2 separate regions of the Homo sapiens genome follow, and region 2 is linked to region 1. A link is an interaction called in ENCODE POLR2A ChIA-PET data of the cell type or tissue named here. Cell type or tissue: Panc1. All regions are shown on one strand. Each heading gives the region's core, and the rest is flanking DNA. Links, peaks and the distances in the headings are about the cores only. Region 1 holds the start of FCGBP (Fc gamma binding protein). Region 2 has its middle 7.1 kb from the start of CLC.

Region 1 (2,915 bases), core at 314-2,813:
TGAGGCAGGAGAATCGCTTGAACCCAGGAGGTGGAGGTTGCAATTAGCTGAGATCACACCATTGCACTCCAGTCTAGGCAACAAGAGTGAAACTCCATCTCAAATAATAATAATAATAATAATAATAATAATAATAATAATGGGACTTGGGGGTTTGTGAAAAGGGGATAAAGAGAAGAAGGGGATTATGGAAGGGTGAATGAATTGTCTCCTAGAAATAGATGGCAGTGGGGGCTTCTGACCACCCCCAACTAGGAAGAGCGTCCCTGGGGCTGAGGAGAGAGAGGTCTAAGGAATCTTGAAGAGAGTGTGGGGGCTATGGAATGACCACCTTCCATATAAAGGGGGCTTTGAAGGATATCCCAGGGGGCCAGGGGATCAGGAACAATGGACATTTCAAAAGTAACCTAGATGGATGCTGACTGGTGACGAGAGGGTCCTCATATCCCATCCTCCCCCCAGTACTTTGGCTTTATCCAAAATTTTAGTTCTGGACACATCCCTGGGAGAAGTGGGGACAACACCCTCCAAGAATGACTTTCGTGAAATTTTCCATCAACTTAGCAGAATGAGGCTCAGAGTCAAAACCTTAGTTGAGTTGCAGAAAACCAAGAAAGTTCTTGCACACTTGAGTTTGGGGACTAAGGTTTTTGCCTGTGCTCCCATCCAGAAAAGGGTGAGAATTGGTGAATTCTACCACATCCCCCTGCAGAGCCTAAGGGCCTCTCTCCTGTCTCAGCTAGCCTGGGGTGACATGTGGAGGAGGCACACATGGAAGGCGTGGACCCACGCAGAGTTCCCCAGATTGGAACAAGGACATGGAGAGGGTCTTGGTCTGACTTACCCCACAGGAGGGTTGCTCCAGCCCAGAGTATCCACCAGCTCCATAGGGCACCCATGGCTGCAGTAGGAAAAGAGAAAGGATCATAGAAGGCTGATCCACCGCCTCTGCTGGAGACTGTCCTGGGCAGAAGGGCCCACTCTCATGACAAGGGCCACCTGGGACCATGAAGGCTGAGGTGGGGAAAGAAGTCGGGCAGATTGGGCCAGGGGGTATGGATCCAAGGACCAGTGTGTGTGTATAGGGGAGGCTGGCTGTCCAGCGGGTCTGGAGGTGGGTTGGGGAGGGCAGAAGCCAGGGACGGGGTGGAGAGTTGGCTGTCTTGTGGGTCTAGGGGTAGGATGAGGAGGCCTACAGTCAGGGGCAAGAGTAGGGGACCTGCTGTCCCACTTCCAAAGGGGACCCCAGCCCTTCTCACCTGCAGGTCCCTGGAGCTGCAGGGCCAGCCCTGTGGCAGGGCTATATAGTGGAGTTTCTGGGCCACACCCTGGGCCACGTGCCAGGCAGATGATGCCAACTTCCTGGAGGAGGCTGCCATCCTCATGGCCAGATGAAATGGGAAACTGTGAAGGCCTGGGAAGGAGGGACAGTGATTCTGGATGCCTGGGTTCCAAGAAGGGAGTGAGGACAGCTGGTGGCCATTCCCTGGAAGCCTTCTGGAGAGTTTGGTCCTGGAAGGGTGGGGTCCCTGAGGGAGACAGCTGGGGAGCAGGCAGATGAGCACCTGGGTCCCTGGGTGGAGGTGGGGTAGGGTGGGGGTGTGGGCAGTGAGGGTGGGAGGTGGCATGTGGTCATATTTGCTGGCTTAGTGGCTAGGTTCCTTCCTTTGGCTCCTGCCAGGAACAACAGTGAGGGACCCATATCCGGGTCCTGGTTCCTTCTCAGTCCCCACAGGCTGGGGAGTCCCTAGCCACCCACATCCTGCTTCCAGACACCACTAGGGGCAGGTGTCTGGGATGGGCAGGAGTCTGAGGCTATGGAGTGGGACACAAGACCTCCACCGCAGCCCAGTGGGGCGTCTGCGGTTTCTCATCTGCAAAATGGGAACACCAAAACCAGCCTCTCTGGGCATCTTTACGTCCCAGAGATGTAAAAAAATTCTCAAGGACTGTAGAGCTGGGGGGCAGCCTCCTCTGGTGTGGGCGCAGGCCAGGCTGCAGGTGGGCACTGGGACTGAGGCGGTGTGTGAAGAAGGGACAATGGCCTCTGTTTCCTGGTTCCACACAGACACCCAGATTCTACTTCTGATCCCAGACACCTGCTCCTCAGTGGTGCTGGAAACAGGATATAGGTGGCCAGGGACTCCCCAGCCTGTGAGGACTGAGGAAGAGCCAGGACCTGTTGGTTTTGGAGTTTTTTTGTGTGTAGGGAGGGTTTGCTCTTAGCAGGGGCTAGCTGAACAGGTTTAGGGGACTCTGTGCCTCTCCATCACCCCAGAATTTGCCTGAGATGGGAGGTGGAGGTCTAGGTTGCACACAAGGAGCAGAAGAATGAGCTGAAAGTTGGGCTTTCTCAGCTGGAGTCAGCTCCTCTGAGGGGCTGGCCTGACCCATGCCCTGCCTGCCTTCTCCCTGACTCAGGATCTCATTGTTTGCTGGGGGAGTCTCCCCTGGGACCAGCAGCTGCAAAGCCTGGGTGCTCTCTTGGACCAACACCCTAGCAGCTGCTGCCCCTGGGGCTCCTCCTCTCTTATCACAGCAGCCTGGGCCTCTGGGAGGCCAGAGCGGGTGGGGGGCTTCTCTCTCCCTGGAGCTCCAACCAATCCCCACGCCCACCCAAGAAACGTTCCTGGAGGGAAAGATAAAGGCTAAGAGTTGACTGGGACATAAAGTCAACCAGGAGAATGAGGTGAGTAAATAGGAGACTGGCTAAAAGCCAGAGATAACAAGAAACAAGCAGGGGCAGGGGACCCACAGGAAGTGGAAGCTTTGGGAAAAGGATGCCTGGGTCCCTGAGGGGTCTAAAAGTTGGTGGAAGGGGCTGCTGGGTCCCTGAGACAGAGAAGGACTCGGAGGAGGAGACGTCGGGATTCCTAGGAGGAAACAGCAATTGCAAACCAAGATGTGAAAATTCT
Region 2 (2,915 bases), core at 255-2,754, 190 kb before region 1:
CTGGGTTTGGCTTTGGTTTGTTCTTGTTTCTCTAGTTCCTTGAGATGTGACCTTAGATTGTCTATTTGTGCTCCTTCAGACTCTTTGATGCAGACATTTAAGGCTATGAACTTTCCTCTTAGCACTGCCTTTGCTGTATCCCAGAGGTTTCTATATGTTTTTGATATGTTGTGTCACTATTATCATTCCATTCAAAGAATTTTTTAATTTCCATCTTGATTTCATTCTTGTCCCAACAGTCATTCAGGAGCAGGGTATTTAATTTCCATGTATTTGCATGGTTTTGAGGGCTCCTTTTGGAGTTGATTTTCAATTTTATTCCACTGTGTTCTGAAAGAGTACTTGATAGAATTTCAATTTTCTTAAATTTATTGAGACTTGTTTTGTGGCCTATCATATGGTCTATCTTGGAGAATGTTTCATCTGCTGACAAATAGAATGTATATTCTGCAGCTGTTGGGTAGAATGTTCAAATATCTGGTAAGTCCAAGCTATAGTTCAAATCCATTGTTCTATCGGCCACTGAAAATATACATACACATTTATTATTGCAATAGCAAAATGCTATAAGCTGGGTTGACCCTATAAAATCTTCCTTTTCTGGGAAAAAATCCATTAATAATTTCAAATAACAAAATAAAAATGGACGGACAGTTAATAAAACTATAACAAGAGAATCTTGGTAGTCATTTTTTCTTCTTCTCTTCCAATCACATTAAATCTTCAATCCAAGATATACAGTTTGCTCTTCCTTTAAAACTTATTAATATTCTGACCAATTCTACCAGCTCTACTTCCACAGTGCCAACCAAACAGGATCAAATGCATCTAATGGTTTTTTTTAAAGGGAGTAGTTTGACTGCCAGGACCTACTGAGGCCAACAATATTAAGAAAGCTTCTGAAAATACTGTAAAAGAATTTTCTTTAAATAGTGAACCAAAAAAGCCCTTCCATTTGTGTAGTTGCTTTGACAAAACTGCAAACTCACCATCAATTAAAACTGTAAATATGGCAATAAAGGTAAGTCCATCTTTTCGTCTTATTCTTCTGTTAGCTGTGACTCCATTTCTTCGCTTCCTCTTGCCGCAAATCTCCTTGAAAGAAGTGCCTATTCCTTAAGCATTACTACTAATAAAATATCAAAAAACAACAGATGTTGGCATGGATGCAAAGAAAAGGGAATGCTAATACACTGTTGGTGGGAACGTAACTGGTTCTACCTCTATGGAAAACAGTATGGCAATATCTCTACGAATTAAAAAAAGACCTACCATTCCACCCAGTAATCCCAATACTGGGTATATACATCCCAAAAAAGAAATAATTATATGAAAAGACACCTTAACTCTTATGTTTATTGCAGCACTATTCACAATAGGAAAGTCACAGAATCAAAGTAAGTGTCCATCAACAGTTGATTGAATAAAGAAAATGTGCTACATATACACCAGGGAATACTAAGTAGCCATAAAAAGAATGAAATTCTGTCCTTTGCAGTGACATGGTTGGAGCTGGAGACTATTATCCTATGTGAACTAACTCAGAAGCAGAAAATCAAATACTGCATGTTCTCACTTACAAGTGGGAGGTAAACGATGGGTTCATATGGACATAAAAATAGAAATAACAGACCCTGGGGGCTTGAAAATGGGGCAGAGAGAGGAGGAAGTGAGGGTTGAAAGATTACCTATTGAACACAATGTTCAGTATTTGAGTGATGGGTACACCAGAAGCCCAAGCCTTACCATTATGCAATACACTCAGGAAAAAAACACGCACATGTGTCCCCAAATCTAAAATTAAAAAAAAAAATTTAACCCTCTTTATGGAGGGTTCAAAGGATAAAATAAAGTATAACTATACAAGCTTTCATATAATAATAGATGAAAACATATATATATTGATTACTCAAAAGGAAAAAAGAACAACATAGTCTTACTTTCTTCTAATATCTTTATTCATCTCCCCTCAAACTCAGTCTGAATGGCCTTCTATCCTTCCACCTCATAGAAATGATTCTGTTAAAGGCATTAATGGCCTGCATATTGCTAAACACAGTGGTCAGCGGTCAGGCCTCATCTTACTTAACCTGCCAGGTGATTATTCCTTCCTCCTTGATAAACTTTCTTCACTTAGCTACCAGGACACTGAACTATCTTGGTTTCTTCTCATCTCACTGTTTGCTCCATCTCAGTGTCCCTTACTGCTTCCTCTTTTTCTCCTGACTTCTTTATCTTGGATCGACCCAATGCTGTTTCTCTTCCTTTTTTTAGCTGTACTTACGCCCTTGGTGATGGCAATCTCTCAAATTTGAAATGTTATCTATTTGTTACAACCCTCCAATTTGTATCCCCAATCCAAACCTCTCTACTAAACTCTAAACCCATATATTCAACTCTCTGCACTTGGACATAAAAAAGCATCTCAAGTTCAAGATTCCCAAAGCTGAGCTTCTGATATCCTTCCCCCTTAAACGTGCTCCATCCACAGCTTTGCCAATCTCAGTTGATGGCTTCTTCAACAGTGCAGTGCCTTGGGCCAAATCCTGGTAGTTACTCTCAATTCTTCCCCTTTTATCACATCCCACATCCAATCCACCAGGAAATACAGTTTGCACTTTTTTTTAAAACATATCAATATTCTGACCAATTCTACCAGATCCACTTCTATGATGCCAAAAAATCAGGATTAAATACATCTAATGGTTGTTTTCAGAGAGAGATGTTTGTTTGTCAGGACCCATTGAAAAAGAAATGCCACTGATGTATTTTCTGGGAGCCAGTATTTCTTTCCTGATGGCTGCCATAAGGACCCTTCTATTGTTCTACACTCCAGGGAACATAATGCAATCAATGTGTGCATAAGTAAACCTAAGACACAGGTGAAGATGTAAAGATGATTTTGTTAGTTTGAA

The links. ChIA-PET counts read pairs that join two places held together with the same protein. Peaks named below come from ENCODE experiments on the same cell type or tissue, not always from the same donor. Only the 100,000 strongest peaks of a DNase experiment are listed, where the experiment ranks them.
Region 2: POLR2A ChIA-PET joins it to region 1 with 14 read pairs; 3 of 35 experiments call an interaction of 5 or more read pairs at or near these places.

The regions. Positions count from the first base shown.
Region 1 is chr19:39,933,720-39,936,634 of GRCh38, forward strand. It overlaps FCGBP (Fc gamma binding protein), which reads right to left and starts at 915. Exons shown (of 36, transcript NM_003890.3): 1 at 845-915. The coding sequence starts at 899. In Panc1, for the core only: no CTCF peak of the experiment used is centred there; no DNase peak of the experiment used is centred there; H3K27me3 peaks cover 880 bases.
Region 2 is chr19:39,743,634-39,746,548 of GRCh38, forward strand. No RefSeq gene overlaps it. Among named protein-coding and RNA genes, the nearest start is that of CLC, 7.1 kb to the left of the region's middle. In Panc1, for the core only: no CTCF peak of the experiment used is centred there; no DNase peak of the experiment used is centred there; H3K27me3 peaks cover 2,500 bases.